Regions from separate parts of the Homo sapiens genome. Here regions 2 and 3 are each linked to region 1. A link is a loop called in an ENCODE intact Hi-C map of the cell type or tissue named here. Cell type or tissue: PC-9. All regions are shown on one strand.

The links. Hi-C counts contacts between places; a loop is a spot of excess contacts. Peaks named below come from ENCODE experiments on the same cell type or tissue, not always from the same donor. Only the 100,000 strongest peaks of a DNase experiment are listed, where the experiment ranks them.
Region 2: it touches region 1 in a loop (7-fold over the local background); 11 of 110 quality-filtered maps call a loop at or near these places.
Region 3: it touches region 1 in a loop (9-fold over the local background); 19 of 110 quality-filtered maps call a loop at or near these places.

What each region holds. Positions count from the first base shown.
Region 1 is chr9:124,612,882-124,620,881 of GRCh38, forward strand. The region is part of intron 2 of NR6A1 (nuclear receptor subfamily 6 group A member 1); the gene reads right to left. Among named protein-coding and RNA genes, the nearest start is that of MIR181A2HG, 42 kb to the right of the region's middle. RefSeq lists an enhancer at 4,768-5,269. In PC-9, a CTCF peak has its summit at 4,799 (motif pointing right); DNase peaks (open chromatin) are centred at 4,820, 5,090 and 5,750; H3K27ac peaks cover 1,419 bases.
Region 2 is chr9:124,768,065-124,776,064 of GRCh38, forward strand. NR6A1 (nuclear receptor subfamily 6 group A member 1) reads right to left here and starts at 3,247. Exons shown (of 10, transcript NM_033334.4): 1 at 2,956-3,247. The coding sequence starts at 3,055. LOC124900274 (a long non-coding RNA gene) reads right to left here and starts at 2,416. Exons shown (of 2, transcript XR_007061773.1): 1 at 1-2,416. LOC107987126 (a long non-coding RNA gene) reads left to right here and starts at 3,293. Exons shown (of 2, transcript XR_001746926.3): 1 at 3,293-3,709; 2 at 4,638-5,773. RefSeq lists silencers at 1,947-2,196, 2,737-3,316 and enhancers at 3,029-3,596, 3,387-3,646. In PC-9, CTCF peaks have their summits at 4,149 (motif pointing right), 4,356, 6,515 (motif pointing right) and 6,724; DNase peaks (open chromatin) are centred at 1,797, 3,307, 3,607, 6,507 and 2 weaker places; H3K4me3 peaks cover 4,377 bases; H3K27ac peaks cover 2,636 bases.
Region 3 is chr9:124,548,846-124,556,845 of GRCh38, forward strand. NR6A1 (nuclear receptor subfamily 6 group A member 1) reads right to left here. Exons shown (of 10, transcript NM_033334.4): 3 at 5,483-5,725. Among named protein-coding and RNA genes, the nearest start is that of NR5A1, 45 kb to the left of the region's middle. RefSeq lists an enhancer at 3,014-3,063. In PC-9, CTCF peaks have their summits at 3,061 (motif pointing right) and 3,269; DNase peaks (open chromatin) are centred at 2,826 and 3,216; H3K27ac peaks cover 1,784 bases.

The DNA of each region.
Region 1 (8,000 bases):
GAGGTTATTTTTGGCATTATTTATTAAAGCCAAGCCCATGCTTTAAAATGCCCATGCCATTTAATATAGCAGTTCTAATTCTAGGAATGTACCTTACAGAAGTACTTGTGCAGGAGTGAGAAGATATTCATGGCAGTACTGTATATAGTAGCTAAATAAATTTTAAAATTCAAAGCCAGGAGTGGTGGCTTATACCTGTAATCCCAGCCTTTGGGAGGCTGAAGAGGAAGGATCGCTTGAGGCCGGGAGTTTGAGACCAGCCTGGCCAACATGGTGAGACCCTATCTCTACAAAAAATTTAAAATTTAGCTGGATGTGGTGGCACATACCTGTAGTCCCATCTATTTGGGAGCTGACACGGAAGGACCAATTAAGCCCAGAAGTTTGATGCTGCAGTGAGCTAAGAAGGTGCTACTGCACTCCAGCATGGGCAAGAGAGCAACCCTGTCTCTAAAATAAAATTAAAATTAAAATTAAAATTAAGGCCTGGTGTGGTGGCTCACACCTATAATACCACCACTTTTGAAGGCCAAGGTGGGCAGATTGCTTGAGCCCAGGAGTTTGAGACCAGCCTGGGCAACATGACAAGACCGTCTCTAAAAAAATAAATAAAAATAAAAAACACAAAAATTAGCCAGGCATGGTGCCACACACCTGTAGTCCAAGCTACTAGGGAGGCTGAGGTGGGAGGATCGCTTGAGCCTGGGAGGTTGAGGCTGCACTGAGGCGTGAGCAAGCCACTTTCACTCCAGCCTGGGTGACAGGGCAAGACTCTATCTCAAACAAAACAAAAAATAAATAAGTAAATAAAAATTAAAAGAAAAGCTCAAACTTTGCAATCAATAGGGGGATGGCTAATAAATCTGTATAATACAAAGAACATTACTGGCATAAAGAAGTCTATAATATCTTGTTAATGAAAAGAATCAGTTTGATCTCATTTACAAAAACATATATTTAAAAGTATATAAAAGTTTACAGATGGACTTCTGCCACCCTAGCCAAGATGGAGTAATGGGGACCAGATTTGGTCACCTGGCTGGGGCAACTACAGAGCTGGACAAACCATATAAAACAATGATTTTCAGGTACTGGACCTCAGGCGGCCAAAGACAGTGACTCCAGAGAAAGAGGAAACAAATAAGGGAAGTCCTACAAATACCCACCGAAGCCCTGAGTTTCCAGCCTAGAGCACAGGAAGGGAGAACCCAGGTAGAGCTCAACAGTCCCAAGAGTTGAGGATTAGAAGCTGGGAGTCCAGGAGGCAGGGCAGCTGGAGTTCACAAAGAAGAGGGCTAGGAGGGAGAGGGCTATGCAGAGAGAGCACAGCTGAGATCTGCAGAGGGGTCCTCCAAGTCTTCAGCTGAGGACTGATCAGTGCACATATACGAGAAAAATTACCCAAAGCCAGGGAAAAAATCATCCCAAAGGAGTAGAGGGAACAATTCTGGGGCTCCATAGGGCCAAGAATAGTTTCTGTCTCCACCAGCCAGAATGAAAAACTTTCAAAGTTAGAGAATTTATTTCCTGAAAGTCCTAATTAGCATTTATATATCCCCCAACAACTGGCCCTCGGGTATTCTAAGAGCACTGATTCACTTATCAGATTAGCTGTTTGTCCTATTCAATCTATAAATGATAGAATCTAAGACAGGTGGTGATGGCAGGTTTGTGGCATGAGAGATGGATAAGTCAGCAGGAGCCAGAGAGGCAACTCCAACGGGTTGAGAGAATAGATCCTAAAAATATACTCTGCCTTAGGCTCCTCTTGACATAGACAAAAGTCCGCCACTATATGCAAAAATTCCCTTTGTAAATCAGCTTGGCACAAAAATGACTGTAAAGATAATATCATCATAACCCCTCCTCAATGAACTGGCTACCACACTGAAATTTTCTTTTTTTGTTGGTGCTTTTCAAGTCTCTGCAACTCTGCCCAAACAGACCTTCCCATTTACCATGTCCTTCTTCTTTGCAAGAGACACTCAAATGCATTAAAGACAATCCTTGCAAGCCTATTCCTGGAAAAATGGCTCTTCACAATCTTATTTGCCCTTGTGGTCCCAGTGATATAACTGGATTCAAAGCCTGGTATTGCTCTTTTAATGGTGTTTACTCAGTCCTGGTGAGGTTCACTTTTCACACAAATAAGATAGTTGGATTCCACTGAATGTTTCTATTCAGATCAAGTTAATACAAAGTTGGAGAGCTTAGATTCTTTATCATGTAACTTTGAGAATGCTCAGATGAATGCAGCATAAAAAGAAATTGCTGAACTTCCAGGCTAATGCATTAAAAACTGCATAGAATGTAATTCCATCATTACAATGCCCTAATTAGAAAGATAAATTAAGCAAAATGGGTAGGATGCTTTTTACAGTAAGTGTTTCACAACTAGTCATAATGATTTGAAAATCAACACTCAGCAAAATGATAATAGGCCTCTGAGAGGAAACTGGAGTAGGCACATATAGTTGGGGTTCCAGCGTGGGCACCAGGTACAAAACTGAGAAGTAAAATCCTGGTCTCTTAAAGGCCCATATAGCACCTTTAAAATCCTGCATGTGTATATGGTGAATTCTATAGAGGTCAAACACTGGAAACTAGCAAAGGTTATTATAATCAGTAGCAACACAATATTTATTTCAACTATTTCGTAATCCTAATTATCCCAACCTTCCAACTTTCTCCATTCCCCCACAAAGCACCTAACAAATCCTTGTGAAATATAAGGGTTTTTGCCTTTTTTTTTTTCCCAGAATGATACAAAACTTGGTAAGCAGACACTGAGTCACAAGGCTTTTGTCAAAGAGCTGAACAAGAGAAGACTGATTATAGGTTAAAATTTACATGTTCCTGGAATTCAGACAATTAAAATGAGCAGTAGCTAGAATGTTTGGAGCCAGAAAAACTTTGCCACTTAGTACTTGTACAATCTTAGGTTTTATTTATTTATTTATTTATTTATTTTGAGACAGAGTCTCGCTCTGTAGCCCAGGCTGCAGTGCAGTGGCACAATCTCCGCTCACTGCAACCTCCATGACCATGTTGGTCAGGCTGGTCTTGAACTCCTGACCTCAGGTGATCTGCCTGCCTCAGCCTCACAAAGCTGGGATTACAGGCGTGAGTCACCACGCCCAGCTCATTTCTGTTTTAAAACCAAGTTTTATTTGGCCATAAAACTTGTTGGCAGCTCATGAAACAGAAATTTCCTGAGATAGAAAAGAACTAATTGGACAGGCGCAGTGGCTCACATCTGTAATCCCAGCACTTTGGGAGGCCGAGGTGAGCAGATCACCTGAGGCCAGGAGTTCAAGACCAGCCTCGCCAACCAACATGGTGAAACCCCAACTCTACTGAAAATACAAAAATTAGCCAGGCATGGTGGCGCATGCCTGTAATCCCAAGCTACTCCACTGGCTGAAGCAGGAGAATCGCTTGAACTCGGGAAGCGGAGATTGCAGTGAGCCAAGATCGCGCCAATGCACTCCAGCCTGGGCGACAAAGCGGGACTCCATCTCAAAAAAAAAAAAAAAAAAAGAAAAGAACTAGAACTAATCACAATCCCACAACCACATAAACAAAAACATATATATTATAATATACTGAGGGGGTGTCTTTCTAAGCATAACATGAAATCCAGATATCATTAAAGAAATGATGATCAGATCTGCATCTATATAAAGGTCTAACTTCTAAAAGGCAAAGATCCCAAAATATATATACATACTTATACACACACATATATTAGTATTTACAAAACATAAAGAGTTCCTAAAAATCAGTAGGAAAAAGACAAGCAAACCACCCAATGGACAAAGAATATGACCAGGCAAAGATGCCCTAATATGATTAGAATGAGTAACAGTGAAAAGGTCACTAATAAAAACTCAAAAGTAAAGCAACCATTATAAACCATTTCTCATCAGATTGGCAAAAAATTAAAAATAGTGGTATATTTCAGTGGTGAAGTTTTGAAGAAATGGGTATGCTCATACAATGCTGGTGGTTGATGTACAACTTGAAAACAGCTTACAGGATCTACCAACATTTAAACTACACACACCCTGTGACCCAAAAATACCACTTCTCTCCATCTTAGAGAAATACACATGTTCACAAAAATATACGTATAAGGCACATTTATTACAATTTTAAAAAGTCAGAAGAAACCTAAATACTGATCAGTAGAGGAAGAGCCAAGATGGAGAGATGGGTAAGGAGATTAGAAACCAGACTTTTAGACTTCACCCAGTCAATCTGCAAGTCACTCATTCTAGATTTCAGCCAGGCTGCCAATCATTCAGCTAATTCCTCCCTCCCGTTGTTTATTAGCACCACTAACATAAAAGGAAATCACTCCAGCTTTGAGAGCCAATTTTGAAGATTCCCGGGTGGCCCTTATCCTACATAAGGCATTTCTTCAATGGCTGCAATTGGTATATTCTGCCTGGTTTTTGTTTTGTGGTAAATATTTTCATTCTATTTTTGTCTTTTATATAGTCAATTTCAGCAGCTGTAAGCCAGTCAACTGAATGGAAACACAATTAGCTAGCGCAGGGCACCTAGGTGTTATTATTTGGCCACTACAAATAATGCTACAGGGAAAGTTTCTGTACTTGTATCTTTTCTAGTGTCTGATGAGCTATTTTCAAAGGAAAAAGTCTTAGGGCTGGGTTATGAAGTTGGAAACTATAGAAAGCTTTATGAGTGGCTCCCTACAGCTTTGTCAGTTCCCCTAGTGATTGGACCCATCCAAACCGCTGTGGGTGTCCTAGAGTCCACCAGCAGAGGGCAGCATCCCCCAGACCAACAAGGCCTCAGGATGCAGACATTAAGCCTGGGGAGTGAAGAAAAGTGATCAGAAGACAAAGGCAAAATCCACAGAACATGCTAACCAGGGCTTCCAAAATTTGGGAGGTATGGCAGACCCTCGTACCTGCAAGATAACTGGGATTATCCACAACTAGCAACACCTAACACTCAGTGTCCTTGATTCCTTAACTGGCACCAAGATAAAAAAAAGTCACCTCCTCTTAAACAGGTATATATACTGGCCATGCCAAACCTTTATCAACTAGAATCTTGCCAAGCAACAAAGATTACTGAAGCCCAACCCCTGGGGAGACTAAACAGGCGATGCATTATGCTGCTGGCCTCATTTTGGCAGTTTCTGTTGAAAGAAAGAATGGAAAGGGCAAACCTACATATCCATCACAAATGTCTGGTTTCTCATTCCCTTTACTTGGCTTCATTTTAAACTGAGCTGGGGGCAAGGGAAGGATACTGTAAGCAGCAATGAGTTGAAAGGTAACCATGGCCAGGTACGGTGGCTCACACTTGTTATCCCAGCACTTTGGGAGGCTGAGGTAGGCGGATCACTTGAGGACAAAAGTTCGAGACCACCCTGGACAACATAATGAAACCCCATCTCTACTAAAAATGCAAAAAATTAGATGGGCGTGGTGGCATGTGCCTGTAATCCCAGCTACTCAGGAGGCTGCGGCAGGAGAATCACTTGAACCCGGGAGGCGGAGGTTGCATTGAGCCGAGATTGCACCACTGCACTCCAGCCTGGGCAACAGAGTGAGACTCTATCTCAAAAAATAAAAAAAATAGAATAAAGGAAAAAGAAAGGTAACCACGAGCCCAGAGCAGTTAGGTTACAGGTCAAAGAAAACAGAAATCACTATGGTTGAAATGTCTCCAACAGTGTTCACTTTAGATCATTAACCAAGTGAGTCATCCTAAATTAATCTGAACTAAAGTTTGGGCCACTCGATATTTCAGCTCTTGAAGGTCTAGGGAAATACCACATCCTTACCTATCAAGAGGCGAGACACAACAACTATTATTTGCCATTTGTTCACTGCCACTGATATGCTAACTTCTCCCTGGAACATTTATATGATCTGTATCACAGCCCACACTACAGTCATAATAAATAATACAGCATTGGTGAGAATAGGAAAGCAGGCTCTCTTACACCCTGATTGCAGAGTTGAGGTGGTAGGAGAGTAGGGGTGGGAGCAGTATTTACCACCATTTGGGGGAGGACGAATTTAGCAGCACCAAGATTCAAATGGATAAACTCTTTCACCTAGAAATTCCACTTCCAGGGTTTTACGCTACAAAAGTAATGCCATAAGTAAGCAAAGTATTATACAAGGATATTCACTGCAGCCCTATTCATAATAGAGAACAAATAAAAACAATCTAATTCCCACCAACAAAAGATGAATGAAATAAATCCTGGCATATCTATTAACGCAACCATTCGTTAAAACAATGAGACAGATCCATGAATCATATCATGGAACAATCTCTAACACAAATTAAGTGAAATAAAACAAGCTACACAATTAAGTATGTAATTTTAATTAAAAAAAAAATTTTTTTTGAGACAGGGTCTCCCTCTGTCGCCCAGGCTGGAGTGCAGTGGCGCAATCTTGGCTCAATGCAACCTCCGCCTCCTGGGCTAAAGTGATCCTCCTGCCTTGGCCTACCAAGTAGTTGGGACTACAAGCGCCTGCCACCACACCTGACTAATTTTTGTATCTCTGTAGAGATAGTGTTTCACCACGTTTCCCAGGCTGGTCTGAAACTCCTGAGCTCAAGCAATCTGCCTGCCTTGGCCTCCCAAAGCGCTGGGGTTACAGGCATGAGCCACCATACCTGGACTATAATTTTTACTTTTTTTAAAAAAACTGCATGTTTGGAAAGTCTAGAACCAGAGTATACATCAGACTGCCCAGGTTTCAGTTTTGGCCTGCTGCTTACTAGAAGTGTGACTTTACACTTCATCCTCAAACTTCAGTTTCCTTATCTGTAAAATAGGGAGGGGGGCACATATTGCCTTCAAAGGATTATGATGAAAATTCAATTCATTTATTTTATTGGCTGGCTGAGGTGGCTCACGCCTGTAATCCCAGCACTTTGGGAGGCCGAGGCAGGTGGATCACCTGAGGCCAGGAGTTCGAGACCAGCCTGACCAATATGGTGAAACCCCGTCTCTACTAAAAATACAAAATTAGCCAAGCATGGTGGTGCATGCCTGTAATCCCAGCTACTTGGGAGGCTGAGGCAGAAGAATCGTTTGAACTTGGGAGGCAGAGGTTGCAGTGAGCCAAGATTGCGCCATTGCACTCCAGCCTGGGCAACAAGAGCGAAACTTCATCTCCAAAAAAAAGAAAATTCAATTAATTTGTTTTATTGTTTTATATACATATATAAATATAACTGATTACACACAAATAAGGTAGCACAATATAAATGAATATATATAAATAAGGTACCTGCCATATAGCAAATGCTCAGAAGATATAGAAGATGATAATGATTATTATTAACATCACTACCTCTGAGAAGTTGAATTAAGGAGGTAACTTTGATTTACCAAGTTTTATACTTCCGTAAATAAATAATTTTTCAGAATAGGCATGAAGTACTTTTATAATTAAAAGATATACCCTTATTCCCAAGAGAAATGAAAACATATGTCCAAAGACTTGCATGTGAATGTTCATAGTAGCATTATTCACAAATGCTCATCAACTGGTGAATGGATAGATAAAATGTATGGCATATCCATACACTGGAATATATTCAGCACAAAAAGGAACTGACTACTCAAGTGCTATGGCACGGACAAACTTCAAAACCACCATGCTACGTGAAAGCAGCAAGACACAGATAATACATATGGTATAATTCAATTTATATGACATGTCCAGAAAAGACAAATCTATAGAGACAGTAGGATTAAGGATTGCTGGGTTTAACAGTAAAAGGGCAGAAAGGTCCTTATTAAGATGATGAAAATGTTCTAAAACTGATTTGTGGTAATGGTTGCAAAACTTGGTAAATATACCAAACATCGCTCAACTGTACAGAGTAAATTATGATATGTGAAACATGTCTCATTGTTTAAAAAAAAAAAAAAGGTTTAAAAAGATACATCCTTACAAAACCATGCCTATTTTACACTTATATAATGCTCT
Region 2 (8,000 bases), 160 kb after region 1:
TGATGGTGCATCAAAAGGCTAGAAAGAAACTCTGTTCTGACAGAATAAAAACCATTCAAAGGACTGTAAATTCAGCATCAATGGTGTTTCCGGTAGGAAAACATTTCTAAAATGCCACCTCCAGTTTATTTCTTCATGACAGAGACCAAAAGACCCCCTATCTGTATAGTTGTCTCTTGAAAATAGTTCATATAAAATAGAAATCAGTCACTAGGAGTAAAAAACAGATAATTCATTTCTTTTCTACTCAGAACAAGCAGTTTCATATATTTTTGGAGAAAAATATTAATTAGGAAGCAAAAAAGAAAAAATGTGCCCATTGTTCCATAGGCAAACTTAAAAAAATTTTTGGCAATTCTTCTGTGAGCATGTTAACTTCATAAGTGCTAATGAACATAAATTGTAAAACATTGCACAATGCTAGTTTTTACACTGAAAAATATCCCACAACGGTCTAGCGTCTAGTGTATTTTAAGCCCATCAAGCTGCCAAAAGTTCCCATTGTATTTTCAGCAAAAAGAAAACATCTGTACCACTAACTTAGACTAATGTAAAGCTTTAAAGCCACCTTAGTCTAAATGGATTGCTCGATAACATTCTTTCAAATGGTTCTGACCAATTGAGGAAATGAGACTATGAATGGGAAATCTGATTAAGAGTTAAAATTACCATTGAGTTCTTTAAAATGTACTAATGAATAATTAATAACAAATGCAGTTCTTAGGTTTCTCTTACAACACTATTATTCTCAAGTAGAATTGAAAGCAATATTGCAGTAAATATTGAATTGCAGTAAAATCCGTCATCTACATTATATGCACAGGTGGGTACAGGAAGTATTCACACATAGGAAGGCATCACAGAAATATACACGCTAATATGGGATATAAGATAGGTTGGGGTTTGGATTCAAAAAAATCAGCATGGGAAAATTTAGATCAGGATTTACAACACTCACAAATTAATACCAAACCAAATCTCCACACAAACTAGCTTAAAAAGTCAAAGGCATTAAAGAAATCCTTTGTTCCTATTATACTGTCTCCTTCTACCCTAACTGGATTCCAGCTTCCCCCTTTGTGACACGGAATTTTATTGATCTCAAACATGTTCACATTCAGAAATTAGTTGCCAACGACAGCCCACGGAACGGCCAGCCACCTAGCCATCATACATCATACACAAATTAAAAAAAAAAAAAAAAGAGCTCTGAAAACACATCATTATTTTTAAGATCAGCAACATCAAGTGAAGTTAACCAAGCTCTCTTCTACACGGACTTTTCCCTTTTGTAAAAAACACCAGATCTCCTGAACTAACAAAATGTTTGACTAGTTAATAAACGTATGAAGGCACGGATCCAACCCAAGATTTCCACCGTCTGTAGCTACTCACTCATTCAACAATTGAGCGCCTAACTGACCTATTTTCAGGTTACTTTCCTCACACCTGCCAGGTCACTGTCCTGATTGAGAAACCTCTTGGTGAAGCAGTTAATTTTTAGTGCCTCCTAACTGTCCCGGGTGTTTGCATTCAATTTGAAATCTGTTACTTGTTAGACACTGTTCGGTCCTAGATCTCTCAGAGAACTGCGAGTTTATGGCGCAGCGAGGGGAGGAGGCACTGATCTCTGAGAGCCTCCCTTTATTCGGAAATGAGGAGATGTGAAAGGTGGAAAACAGGGCAAATAAATAAATCGGGTTTGCCGCCGGAGCGTTTGCCGGCCGGTGCGAGCACCCTTTGTAATGCAGGCCTCCCGGGGCGATCGCCTGCGCTAATTGCTCCAGGGCGCTTTCCAAGTTCAAAAGTTCACCTTTTACGACCTCACAAAAGCTCCTAACACGTTACCAATAAAAACATTCCGCGGCAAACACCGAGGAGGAAAATATCAAACAGATACAAATAAAACACCCCGCAGGGGGAGGGAGCGAAGGGGAGGAGGGCGAGGAAGCCCCGAGGAACCTGAGGACCCGGCCCGGGCGAGGGGGCGAGGGACGAGCGGTAGGAAGGGCCGGGCCAGGTGAGGGATTCTCAGCTCCCAAGGTCCCGGATCGGGACAAGAAAGAGGAGAACTGAGACTAAGAGGTGGGGACCGGGACCTGCCGGGCAGAAGCCGGGAGGAGGCAGGTGTCCGGGGCCCCGGGGCGGGCTGGAGCCCTCGGCCAGGGAAAGCCGTTGCCTGGCGGAGAGGGGAGCTGAGCAGGGGCGGAGACCGGCCAGAGCGCGCGGGGCGTTGAGGAAGGTGAGGCGCAGGGGAAGCAGGAGGCGCGAAGGGGTCCGAAAAAGGAAACGACTGGGGGATGTCTAGCGAACGGGGGTTCGGCAGAGGTGGGGGGCTCGTAGTATTCAAGGAAGAACGCTCGAGGCTGCAGAAGAGGAAAACGCTCTAGAAAGCTGAGCGGTACAAGGGTGCTGTGGAGTCGGGTCAACAGGGCAAGAAGGGAGCGTCCTCGGTGGGAGGAGGAACCCCTGTAGGGGAAAAGAGAGGCTCTGCGTTAAGGGAACCCGAGTGAGGGGATGCCCCCACTGACGGACCGCGGTGGGGACTTCCAACCTGAGGAGCCCGGGGGGAGGGGAAGGTTCGGTGCTGGGAAGACAGGGGGAGGGGACCCGGGGGGAGGAGGGAGGATTGGTGCTGAGGGGACGGGGGGAGGGGAAGCCTGTGCAGAGGGGACGGGGGGAGGGGGAAATGAAGCTCGGTGCCCAGGGACCCGGGCAGGGGGAGGGTCCGCGCAGAAGGGAACAGGGACGAAGGAGGAGGATCCACCCTGAGCGAGACCGGGGAGGAGAGGGAGGGTCCGCGCCAACGGGGAACGGGGTGAAGGGCCACCCTAAGGGGCCGCGGGGCCGCTGCGGCTTCCCAGGGCGAGGGTCGGCAGAGAGGAGGGGGATCCCTGGCGGAGGCTCAGGAAGCCGGTTCCTGCCTGGCCCGGGCGTCGCAGGCCCCTCACCCACCGTTGCGCGGCGGCGGAGGGAGCGCGGCGGGAGGCTCCAGGAACCCCGCCGAGCCCCCGCCGCCTCCCCCTCCGCTAGGCGGCGGTTCGTCCCGCTCCATGCGGTGGTGCCTAGGGTCCGCGCCGGGTTTGTTGCTCCGCCATGACCGGCGCCCTAGTCGCCGTGGTCGTCGTCCGCCGAGGGGAGGAGGTTGTCAGGAGCCCGCGAGCTCCCGGCCGCGGCTCTCTCTGGGCCCCGAGCCGCCCGGCTCCGCGCCGCTCCGCGCCCCTCCGCGCCGCGCCCCCTCAGCACTGGCCAGCTCCCTCCCCTGACGTCACACGCCGCTGCCGCGCAAGGCCCTGCGGGGCACGCTGGAAGTTGGAGTCCGCTCAGCGAGGCCGGCCACGCCGACCGCACCAACTGAAGGGGTGGAAGGAGGGATAAGAAGTCCTGAGAAGGGAAAGCTAAAGTCTGTCAATATCAAGAACCATGACAAAGCGTTTGATGTCTATGTAGTAAGCGGATACTTCCGGGCCTTGTCTTGATTGTGATTTCTACCTGATCAAAGTTCCCTAAGAGTCCTCGTAACCCCCCACCCCAACAATGAGTCTTTGCGAGGAGGTGGATCGCGAGGCAGCCGGGTGAGCACGTGCAACGAAGCCCAGCCCTGTGGGCGGGGCCCTGGAGGCGGGGCTTGAAGGTACTCACGTGGGCCTCTCCCTGCCGCTGCGGGACAAATTGGACCGGAGATTAAAGGACCGGAGTTTAACTCGAGGTGACTGCGTTCGTATGCAAATGGAATATATAAAACTCTTCTTTCCGGGGTAGTCTTTAAAGACTTTTTACCTCCGGGTGGGCGGCAAAGACTAAAGTTTCCCCTCCTCCCCTTTCATTTTCCCCCTGCCCATAGAACAGATGGGCAAACTAAGCTCCGGGCCATTGGGGCTATTAAAGAAAGCCCTAGGCTCTTGACCCCAGGTGTCTTGAAACCTTCCGTTTAAGAGGGATCCCTTGCCCAGCCTTGTTTGCCTTCCCCTTTCCTCAGTTTCCCTATCTGTAAAAGGGGGTTGGAATAAGGACAGGATCAAGTTGGAAGATCGCAAACCCCTGCCCCTCCCACCTCAGTTTCCCGAAGCTTTCCGGAAGCAAAATCCCGAATTTTGCAGCGGCTCCCGGCCGAATCCACCCGCTGCGGCCACCAGGTGGCGCGCGGCCACCGGTCACTAGGCCCGCCGGGGTGTCCGTCTTCGGCGACCCCATCGGGAAAGGATTTCGCTGCTGCCGCCAAGGGTCTAAGGCCTACCTGGCCCACTTGAAGACAAAGAACGAGAACGTTGGTGCTTTGCCCACTTCTGCTCTGCCGGATTATGCTGCAGCTTCCTCGGTGGCCGCTCATTCGCCCTCTCCTGCCCCACCCGCCCCACCAATCCCTTAGCCCTTTTATTTTTTTTTTGCCTAATTTTAAGTCCTCGTCCTGGCATTCGCATCCCTGCTTGGCCTGACCCTTGCCCACATTTCGCACCATACCCCGTCCCTCACCTGCTACGAAAGTTGCAACGCTTCTCTGCACTTGGGGGCAACTGGACCTTACCAACCCTGGTGAAACTGTATTTCATACGTAATCTGGGAGACTTACATTAACGCTCTGCCGTCTAAACCTCATACCTGCTCTATGAGATAGCAACAATATTGTCCCTTTCCAGCACTGATGAAGTCCACCAGAAGTGATGGGGATTCCAGCTCCATTCTGTCACACACCAGAACCTTAATCCTTGGCTCCTTCAAGCTGGAACGCGGCTGACTTCACCTGACCCACTCCCAAACTCCTATTCATCTTTCAAGATCCTGTTCAAATGTTTCTTCAGTGGCATCTTCCTTAATACCTTCCACCGAGGGACAACTAGATCCCCTCTGCTAGGTAGCAGTGTTTCAGGAGCTAAACCCTGTGACTAAGAGAGGACGGCCTGCCATTCCCTCAGCTGTGGGTTCTAAAATACTTTAGGACCTTGCTGGGCGCCGTGGTTCATGCCTGTAATCCCCACACTTTGGGAGACTGAGGCGGGCGGATCACCTGAAGTCAGGAGTTCGAGACCAGCCTGACCAATATGGAGAAAACCCGTCTCTACTAAAAATACAAAATTAGCCAGGCGTGGTGGCGCATGCCAGTAATCCCAGCTACTCAGGAGGCTGGGGCAGGAGAATCGTTTGAACCCAGGAGGCGGAGACTGCGGTAAGCCGAGATGGCGCAATTGCACTCCAGCCTGGGCAACAAGAGCAAAACTCCGTCTCAAAAAAAAAAAGAAAGAAAAAAAAAGTCAGGACCATCTGGCCTTTCTCAGGAATCTACCTTTTTGTCACAGGTTCTGGTGGTAGTGAGTTCTCTGTCCCTGGAGATGCCATCAGAGCCTAAGTGGCACTGCAGAAACGTGCAGCCCTGGAGTTTTGGTAGTTGATGAAGATTCTAAGTCAACCCTCTTTAGATGGGCAGAAGAGTTCAGCCAAATGCTCAGCCCCTGGAAACAACTCCTCCAGTCCTTCAGACTACAGCTCTGTTGTCCCTTCCTTCCATAAACCTTCCCACACCTCCCTGACTAGTCACATCCCTTTATTCTCACTCATAACCCCAACTGCTGAGTACAGATCTGGCACATAGTAGGCTCTCAATAATTGCTGACTGGGTGAAAGAATGGATAAAAACAGCTAACCTTAGGTGAGTGACTTCTGAGCCTCTATTTCCTGTCTTCTAAGGGGATGGGTAATAATGATAGTTGCTACCTAGCAGGAATGCTATGAGAATTAAACGATGCTTGCAAAGCAATTAAAGGTCTGGCCTAATAAATGGAACCTCTTACTAATGTTATTTAAAGAGTGGTTCTAAATCTCAGATGCATGTCTTCTGAAAGTGCTTCTGGGAGGAGTCAAATACCACAAGACTGAGAAAAACAAGGGAAATGACTGTGCTAGAGACCCCAGCCACTGTCCTAAGCATTGACAGCCCAATGAACTAAGCACTCACTATGAGTCCAGCACCTACTATGGGGCCTTTTATCTAATCTCTCTACATTTCTTCCAACAATCCTAAGAAATCAATACTTTCTCCCCCAGTTTAGAAATGTGGGGACAGGTTCAGAAAGATGAAAAAGACTCTGCTACCACCTGCAGGACTCAAAAGATCTGGAAAGGAATGTGTCTAAGGGTAAGGAGGGATCTTAGGGGGCTGTGGTTCTGAGGCCAGAGGCAGCAGACAGACGGGACCAGACTGGGATACAGCTAAGAACAAGGCAGGCATGGCCGGACATGGTGGCTCACACCTGTAATCCTAGCACTTTGGGAGGCCGAGGCGGGTCAGATTGACTGATCTCAATCGGGAGGGATGACTAGAAGTGAGACTAGGTGGAGAGGAAGGCTTTCAGGTGGAAGGAACAGCATGTGCCAAGGTCCCAAGGCCAGCCAGATCACGGCTTGGCCCATTTGAGGAGCTGGGAGAATCTGTGGTGACCAGAGCCCACTGAGAGAGAGAAGGGTAAAGAGGAGGCAGCCAGAGATTATCAGGTCATGTGGGGGAACAGCCAGCAGGGGGCAGAGTTCCTCTAGTGACGGCAGCCTTGCTCTTCCTTGTCCTGCCTAGAGTCAGAGCAAGGCCGCAGTTCATCAAGAAAGGGCTTGGGGAGGGAATCCCCCCTGCCGGCTTCGATTTCTTTTAAGTACGCTCTGTCCCGTTTTTGAATACATAGGACACACACATTACAAAACCCACAGGATGCAATGAAAGTTCTTACTCCCTGGATCTCCTTAGAACCACCGTGCTGACTTTTTGCATTGTTTTTCAGATAGTCTATGTCCATAAGAACATACACGATATTTACTTTTTACACTAATCTAGCCCCGGTTTTGATGCCTCCCAGGGGATCTCTAGTTATAGAAGAAGCTTATTTGTGGATGGGCACAGTGGCTCATGCCTGTAATCCCAGCACTTTGGGAGGCCGAGGTGGGCGGGTCACGAGGTCAGGAGTTTGAGACCAGCTTGGCCAACATAGTGAAACCCTGTCTCTACTAAAAATACAAAAAATTAGCTGGGCGTGGCGGCAGGCACCTGTAATCCCAGCTACTTGGGAGGCTGAGGCAGGAGAATTGCTTGAAGCCGGGAGGCGGACATTGCAGTGAGCCGAGATTGCGCCACTGCACTCCAGCCCGGGCGACAGTGCAAGACTCTGTCTCAAGAAAAAAAAAAAAAAAAAGAAGCAGCAGCAGCTTATTTGTACTCAGTGTGTGCTTTGCACAGGGTTCTTTAATTCAGCTGAGAGTTGTAGAGCACCGTACCTTGTGCCAGGTCAGTGGTTCTCAAACCCTAAGCCCCCTGGAGCCCTGGAGGGTGTGTTAAAACACAGATTGCTGGACTCCATGCCCAGAGTTTCTGATTTTGTGAGTCTGTAGTGGGGCCTAAGAATTTGCATTTCTTTTTCTTTTTTTTTTCTTTGAGAAGGTCTCGCTCTGTCACCCAGGCTGGAGTACAGTGTCACGATCTTGGCTCACTACAGCCTCTGCCTCCTGGGTTCAAGTGATTTTTGTGCCTCAGCCTCCCAAGTAGCTGGGACTACAGGCATGTGCCACCACGCCCAGCTAAGTTTTGTTTTTTGGGTTTGTTTGTTTGTTTTTGAGACAGAGTGTCACTCTTGCCCAGGCTGGAGTGCAGTGGTGCCATCTCGGCTCACTGCAACCTCTGCCTCCCGGGTTCACAAGCGATTCTCCTGCCCCAGCCTCCCGAGTAGCTGGGATTATAGGCATGCACCACCACATCAGCCTAATTTTTGTATTTTTAGTAGAGGCGAGTTTTCACCATGTTGCCCAGGCTGGGAGAGTTTGCATTTTTAACAAGTTATCCGATGATGCGGAGGCTGAGACCAAGGACCACACTTTGAGAACCACTGAGTTCAATGTTCATGGGGAGAAACTAAGAATGTGCCCTAGGAAGTCATGCTCCAACACAAGGAAACAAACACACCAACAAGAAAGACAGTCCCATTGAGCAATAAATTCTATGAAGAAAATGAGACCAAGCATGGTGG
Region 3 (8,000 bases), 64 kb before region 1:
CCCCCACCACCCGCCACGAAGCTGACTGTATCCTCATTTCTCCTCTGACAATATTTTCCCCATCCCACTTCCTGCCATGGCCCTCCATCACAGTCAATCCATCTAACCAGGGAGCATCCTATCACTACTGAGTTATTTGCTGAAGGACCAACAGAAAAGTAGGACTTGATCATGGCCCTTGAGGGGCTCATTGTCTAATAATGAGGGAAACAGATGAGTGAACAGAGAAAGATAACACAAGATGACCAGGGTTATGGCAGAAGGCATGCAAAAAAGCTGTGGAAGCACAGGAGGGTTATCTGGTGGGGGATGGTGTCAGAGAAGGCTTCTTAGAGGATGTTACAAATAAACGCTGAACCTTGAAGTCAGGAGTAGAAGAAGGGGTGGATGTTTAAACCCCCTCTTCTTCCAGGCAGATGAAACCACATGTGCAAAACAGGAAACATCACTGGGTTTTTGAAGAACTAGGATGGAATGCAGATTGTGAGTGGGGAACACCAAATGGAGAAGGAAAGGGATCAGGTGGCTGATGCCAGTGTCAGAGGGGCCTTGAAAATCACCTTAAGGAGCCTGACTTTATCCCGAAGACTGCAAGATGGGTAAGGAACATACATGGGGGATACTAGTGCAGTAGTGGGGATGGACAGACAGGGCCCAGTCTCCATTCACCACCCTTCTTTAGATCTTCCTCATTGCTTTGCTAAGGAGTTTTCTGACCAGCCAACTTTCAGGTCTGAAAAGATACTCAGTTCCATATCCAAAGATGGAGAACAACAGAGAGCTGTCTTGCACATAGGTGAAAAAGCCCCAGCCACAAATGGCAGCTGCATTTTTTTAATAGTTAATTTTTTAAATTTTGAGGTAAGTTTAGACTTTATACAAGAGTTGCAAAAATAGTATGGAGAGTTCCCATACACCCTCCTCCTTTTAACAATGGACATAATCATGTCTAGTCATCAAAACTAGGAAATTAACCTTGGTACAATACTATTAACCAAAGTACATACTTTATTTTGATTTCTCCAGTTGTTTCACTGATATCTTTTGTTCCAGAACACAATCCAGGGGCCCACATTGCATTTAGCTGTCATGCCTTCATAGTCTTCTCCAATCTGTGACAGCTCAGTCTTTCCTTGTTTTTTTGTGACTTTGACACTTTTCAAATGGGTATTTTGTCAAATGTCAGTTATTCTGAAGAATGTCCCTCAATATGGGCTTGTTTGTTTTCTCAGGATTAGATTGAGTGAACTTACCTCTCTGTGTGTGTATATGTGTGACCTTCTCAGTGTTTCATATCAGGGGGTATATACAATGTTGGTGTGTTTTATTGGTACTGTTAATCTTGATCACTTGGCTAAAGTTATGTCTGTCAGAATTCTCTAAATAAACTTACTATTTTTCCCTTTGTAATTACTATATATTTGCAGACTATGCAAATATTCTGTTTCTGTTGACACTGATGCCACTTATTTAGCATCCATTAGTAGGTTTTGCTTGTCGCAATTATTACTGTGATGTTCTAATGGTGAATTTTTTTTTTTTTTTTTTTTTTTGGTTTGTTGCCCAGGGTGGAGTACAATGGCATGATCTTGGCTTACTGCAACCTCCGTCTCCCAGGTTTACCTTAGCCTCCAGAGTAGCCGGGACTGTAGGCACATGCCACCGCGCCAGCTAATTTTTGTATTTTTTTTTTGTATAGACGGGGTTTCAGCATGATACCAAGGCTGGTCTTGAACTCCTGAGCTTAAGCAATCCACCTGCTCCGGCCTCCCAAAGTATTGGGATTACAGGCATGAACCACTGTGCCCAGCCCTAATGGTGATTTTTCTATTTCCCTCATTCCTTCTACATTTATATTTATATTTATATTTTTAGAGATGGAGTCTCACTATGCTGCCCAGGCTGGTCTTGAACTCCAGGGCTCAAGTGATCCTCTTGCCTTGGCCTCCCAAAGTGCTGGGATTACAGGTGTGAGCCACTAAGCCTGGCCTCCTTCTACATTTGTTAATCAGAATTCACTTAAAGGAAAAATGATCACTTCTCTTTATTTATTCACTTATTCCTTTCGGTATGAACTCATGGATATTTTTATCCTTTGGGTTATAAATTAATCCTACAGTTATTGTTCCTCAAGTTGTTCCACCGTTGGCCATCAGAAGTTCTTTCAGGTTGGCTTCTGTGCCCTTTGATATGCTTCCTTTCTTTTTTTAGAAAGCACTTCCTAGCTTGCTGGCCCCTTAAGATGCTCCAGGATCATTTTATATTTCCCCTACCCCAGCCTTGGAATCAACCAGTTTTCCAATGAGTCCTCATTCCTTTCATTGATATTTGGAAGCCAAGATCTGGGTGCTGGGTGTACTCATTGCTCCTGGGGTATCTGCTTCTAGCCCCTCTCAGTGGCTAGAGCTTGGAAATATACATATGTACACTAACTCACCTACCCACACAAGGTATCTATGTATTTTTAAATCTATCTGAAACACGAATACATATTGATACACTGATTCCAATCTAGCACGAGGGGATTCATTCTGGCCTTCTCCTTTGCTGATTTATAACTTCTTTCTTTCTCTGATGTGAGAAACCTGACTCTCATTGTCCACAATATATTTACTTGCTGATTCTACTCTATTATACAAATGAAGTAGTGAAAAAATTCCTAACACATAACCTTGAGAGAAACAAATTTTACAAACTAGAGTGCTTTGTTTGTATGTAATTCTTTTTGTTTTTAGCCTTACAGTATACAGTCAAAATACTTTTCAAAGGTTAGCTCCTTTTTTCTCCAACCCCTTAAGTGTGGTTATGTGACTAATTTGTAACACCAGCTAGATTCATTTGTCATAGTGTGCATTCTTTCTCTCTGCCCTTTAACCCCCAAAACATCCTAGCTGATTAAACAAATTTTCACATATAGTAACATTTATTTTTTTGTGGTGTAAAGTTCTATGGGTTTTGACAAATGCACAGAATTATGTGTCAACCACCACAGGTCCATACAGAACATTCCTTACCCCCAAAATACTCCCACGGCAACTGCAATTTTAATCCTGCTTTCGCAGCACCAACCAGGAGGTGGCAGGGTTTCTCTCCCTGACGCAGACTTCACCAGGCAACTGGGTCTGCCTGCTCTGCATGCAAACAGTCCTAAGGAGACAGCTAGCTCCCTGTCCCTCATACTCCGTGTGTCTTCTGACTATGGTCAGAGGGGTTATAAGGTTAAGTTTCTTCTTCCCTAAAACAGGTGAGTTTTGCTGGAAGCCTCAGAATCTCACACTCCAGCTGAACAAGCAGGATGATTCATCAGAGACAGCAGTCAAGAAGGCAACCCATAATAACTAAGCTTTCATAAGATACTCACAGTGAGGGCAACAAAGGGAGATGAGAGAAGTGGAGGCCAAAACCAAAACAGGGTGAGGGCAGGAAGTTGACAGACTCTTCAGACAGTACATGTTTGGTATTGGTGGCTGGAAAAGATTTCAATAAGAGGAAACTGACAGTGGGGAAGGGAAAAGATCTCCAAGTAGAGGAAAAAACCTGAGTACAGGCACAGCAGTGTAAGGCATCCCTGAGGCACAGTGTTCAGAAATGAGTTAGAAAGACAGGCAGGGGACAAACTTGGTAACACTTCAAATGTCCTACTATGGCATTCATCATCCAGTAAACACAGGGCATTCCAACATGTAAACAGCTATGCCACATGGTAGACATGTGAAGCAGTACATTGTCCGTGTCCGTATTAAGCAGGTACAAGCTCTGCTTAATAACAAATTATAATTTAGTTAACTGTTAACTGTCAACATAACCACCCCTAAACTATTGCTAACTCATTTTACCTCCCTAAGCTGTATCTGTAAACTGGGGATAATAGTTAATAACAGGGTTGTTGTATGTATTCAGTGGTAGAATATATATATGGAGGGTACATAAATAAGTGCTCAATATTAGTATTTATAATAAATTATAAACCACCTAAATTTATCTAAATGCACTTCCACATCTCTCTTACCTTTCTTCATGATGGGCAAGTTTTTAAAAGGTCCTTCTTATCTCATACACAATAAAACCAGTCTGAGTATATCTGGATGTCTGCATTCATAATGCTATAAAACCAGTTTGAATAGTTCACTATATCTGACTAACACCCCCATCCCTGAACACTGCTGCTATGAACCCCTAATACCTTGCTGGGTATTTTATATGTTATCATACTTAATCCCGTAGAGAACTCTGAAGGGTAAGTAACATACCATCTTAAAGGTAAGATAATTGAATATTGGAGATATAAAGCAAACTTCCTAAGGTCACAGAGCTAAAAGCTAGTCTGTTTGCCTCTAGAGCCTCTCTTCTTTCTGCTGAATGACACTGCTCTATTCTACTCTCCACTCTCCATGGGAATACCACTCTAGGCTTCTGACACCGGCCCTTCTCTCTTCTGTATCTAAGCTCTCTCTGTGGGTGATTTCACCTATGGACTAGACTTTTACTACCACCTCTGTGCCAACAGCTCCATGAAGCCTGTTTGCAGGCAGGACTTTTCATCTCAGTTCCAATCCTATATAACCAACTTCCTTGGTGGACATCTTTATGCATCCTTCTCAGGTATCTCAAACTCAGTATTGCCAAGGCCAACATTTTGCCCCACCCTTTTTCTTTTCTTTTCAGAGGGTCCTATAGAGAAATCACCCTGCTTTTTAGCTTGACTTTTTTTTTTTTTTTTTTTTTTTTTCGTTTTTTTCTCCCTGGTAAGGTCATTACTCTTAATCCACATCCTCGATTTCAACTTCTGGTGCTGCTCAATATTCAGTATGTCACCAACTCCTATCAGATGAGTTTCTTCAACATCTCTGTGTGCCATTATTTCCCCCGTTCCTTCAGATCCTTCAGATTTCCTTCTAGACTCTACTAAAAACTTTCTAGGTGGTTTTCTGTTTCCCCTGCCCCAATTCACCCTCCAAAACAGCCCTTCATATTCATCCTACTAGAACGTCAGTTTGTTCATATTATCTCAGGCTAATGGCTCTTGGAAAGCTTCCCAATAAATTCCAAACTCCTCACCAACCTAGACACAGACTTCTGAGCATGCCTAGCCTCTGAGTACACCGTGGTTCTAGCAAACAAAATGATACCGCATTCAGCAATCTCCTACCTCATGCCTTTTCATCCAAAAATTTCTACTTCTGTCATCATTCCTGAAATAACTAGTGAAGTATATTAATCCCAGTTAAGACCTGATTGTTAAGTGGGTTCTTGGTCACACAGGGCCTGTGCACTCATTCCCACCTTAACATCTCACTAGTTTTCTTCCCCCCACCTAGTTTAGGAAGGTCTTATAGGCAAGAATGGTTCATTTTTGGTTATGAGTACAAACTATAAGGCCTGATATGTAGTGCAAGCTTGAGGAATAAGTAACTAAACAGCTGACACTAAAGGTAAAGTTTTGAATGAAGGATGGGCCATCAGAGCCATCAGCACCACTCACCCTTCCGGTTCATCCCCATCTGGAGGCATTTGAGCAGGCGGCAGTACTGGCACCTGTTCCTCTGCTTCCGAGACATGACACAGTTCTTGTCACGACTGCATCGATATACCCGTTTGTTGCAAATGCTCCGCTTGAAAAACCCTTTGCAGCCCTCACAGGAGATGATCCCATAGTGCAAGCCTGTAGCGCGGTCCCCACAAATGAGACAGGTTCGTTGTTCAGCCCGATCATCTGAAACAGAAACTGATCATGTTCAAGTTAGAACACAGTGGAAATAATGGCTTTAAGCCTACAGTTCCTAAAGTGAGCAACTCTGCTCTGGGTAGATTAAGACCACCACTATCTCCAGGCTAAAGGGCAAACAGGGGGCCCATCTTCGGATCCTTGTCCCAAGAGTAGTCCCTGTATCTGTGGTTGCAGATACCACAACACAGTCTACCTAAACTCTTCCTCCTGGGTTTCATCAACACTTGGATCAGTATCTAAGACTGAAACCTAGAAAGAATCTTTGACTCCTCTATCACCCTTACCCTGCTCATCTATAACCCATCAATTCTACCCTGTAGGAGCACGGTAAGGATTACTTACCATATATGTAAGGGCCTAACACATGATATACAGCCAATAAATGACAGCTGTAATTGAGTTCTAACCATACCGAGCTAAGCCGGTCAGCCAGACATCCAGCCAATAAATATTTACTGTGCAACTCTTCTATCCTGGGAACTGCTGTAAGGCACAAATACAGCAGTGAACAGAAGCCCCTGGTGAAGCTTACACTCTAGCAGAGTATCTATTCTGTGTCCAGGCCCTGTGCTAGGACATAAATAAATCATCATGATCCCCAGAGTCATGGAACTCACTGACGAGCAATAAACAAGTTACTCAAGGAGGAAATTCAGGATAGAATATAGCTCTTCACTTCCTCTTCCTTTAAACTGCATTTACTCAGGACCAAGCAACTGCTAAAGAGCAGGCACACGACAAAAAAGCACCCTGTGAACTGTGATGTGAAGCTATGCCAGCAGGTACAAGAAATCACCAGGGAAGGTTCCGATCAGAGGCCAAGACAAGAAATCAGATATTTCAACCTCACTCCTGAGTAAGAGGGAAGGTATAATAATCAAGAACATCGTTATAGAGCCAGGCGTGATGGCACACACCTGTAGTCTCATCTACTGAGGAGGCTGAAGCAGGAGGACTGCTTGAGCCTAGGAGTTTGAGGCTGCAGTGAGCTATGATTGCACCACTGCATTCCAGCCTGAGCGACGGCAAGACCATATCTCTTAAAAAACAAATAAACAAAAACAAAGGCACATCATTATACCATGAATTAGAGACCGCTTATAATTAGAGAGATTCTAATTTGAACCCTAGCTCTGAAACTAGCTGGGTGAACTAGGGAAAAATTGACCTTCTTTACTTTTCTAATTTCTCTCATCTGTTAAATGGTGATTATAATAATACCTATATCCCATGGATAAAGTTCTCATTGCAGTGTGTGGGCTATAATAGACATTTGATAACTGTCAGCTATTATTTTCATTATTATTACCCCAGCAGGTACACATTTAATGTGATAATGACATTCCTGAAAGGAAAAGCTTTCGAAGGCAATGTTAGCAGAGGGTCATGGTAGTATATACAGGAGGGATGCAGAGAAAGGAGGTGGCTTGCATTTCTGGAGCCCTTAATATATGCCAACTTTGAGATGAGTCTTTATGATTGCCATCTATAGTAAGCAGAATAACTGCGACCCATAGATATCAGGTCCTAATCCTTGGAACCTGTAAAATGCTACCTTATAAAGGAAAAAGGGTATTTGTAGATGTGATTGAATTAAGAATCTTGCGGTAGGGGGTTATTCTGAATTATATGGGTGGGCCCGAAATACAATCACAAGTGTCTTCGTAAGACAGAGGCAGAGGAAGATCTGATAAAGATAGTAGAGAAGAAGAAACACATCACATGCAAAAGAGAAGGTGATACGAAGACAGAGGCAGAAACTGGCCACCAACCAAGGAATGACGGCAGTCACCAGAAGTTGGAAGAGGCAAGGAACCGATTCTCCCCTAGAGCTTCTGAAAGGAGTGTGGCTCTGCAAACACTTTCATTTCAGCCCAGGGATACTGATTTTTTTTTTTTTTTTTTGAAAGGGAGTCTTGCTCTGTCACCCAGGCTGGAGTGCAGTGGTTCAATCTCGGTTCACTGCAACCTCCGCCTCCTAGGTTCAAGCAATTATCCTGCCTCAGCCTCCCAAGTAGCTGGGATTACAGGTGCCTGCCACCATGCCCTGCTAATTTTTGTATTTTTAGTAGAGACGGGGTTTTACCATCTTGGCCAGGCTGGTCTTGAATTCCTGACCTCAAGTGATCTGCACACCTTGGCCTCCCAAAGTGCTGGGATTAGAGGTGTGAGCCACCACGCCCGACCTGATTTTGGATTTATGGCTTCTCTTCCAGTAAGAGAGTAAATTTTTGTTGTTTTCAGGCACTGAGTTTGTGGTAATTTGTTACAG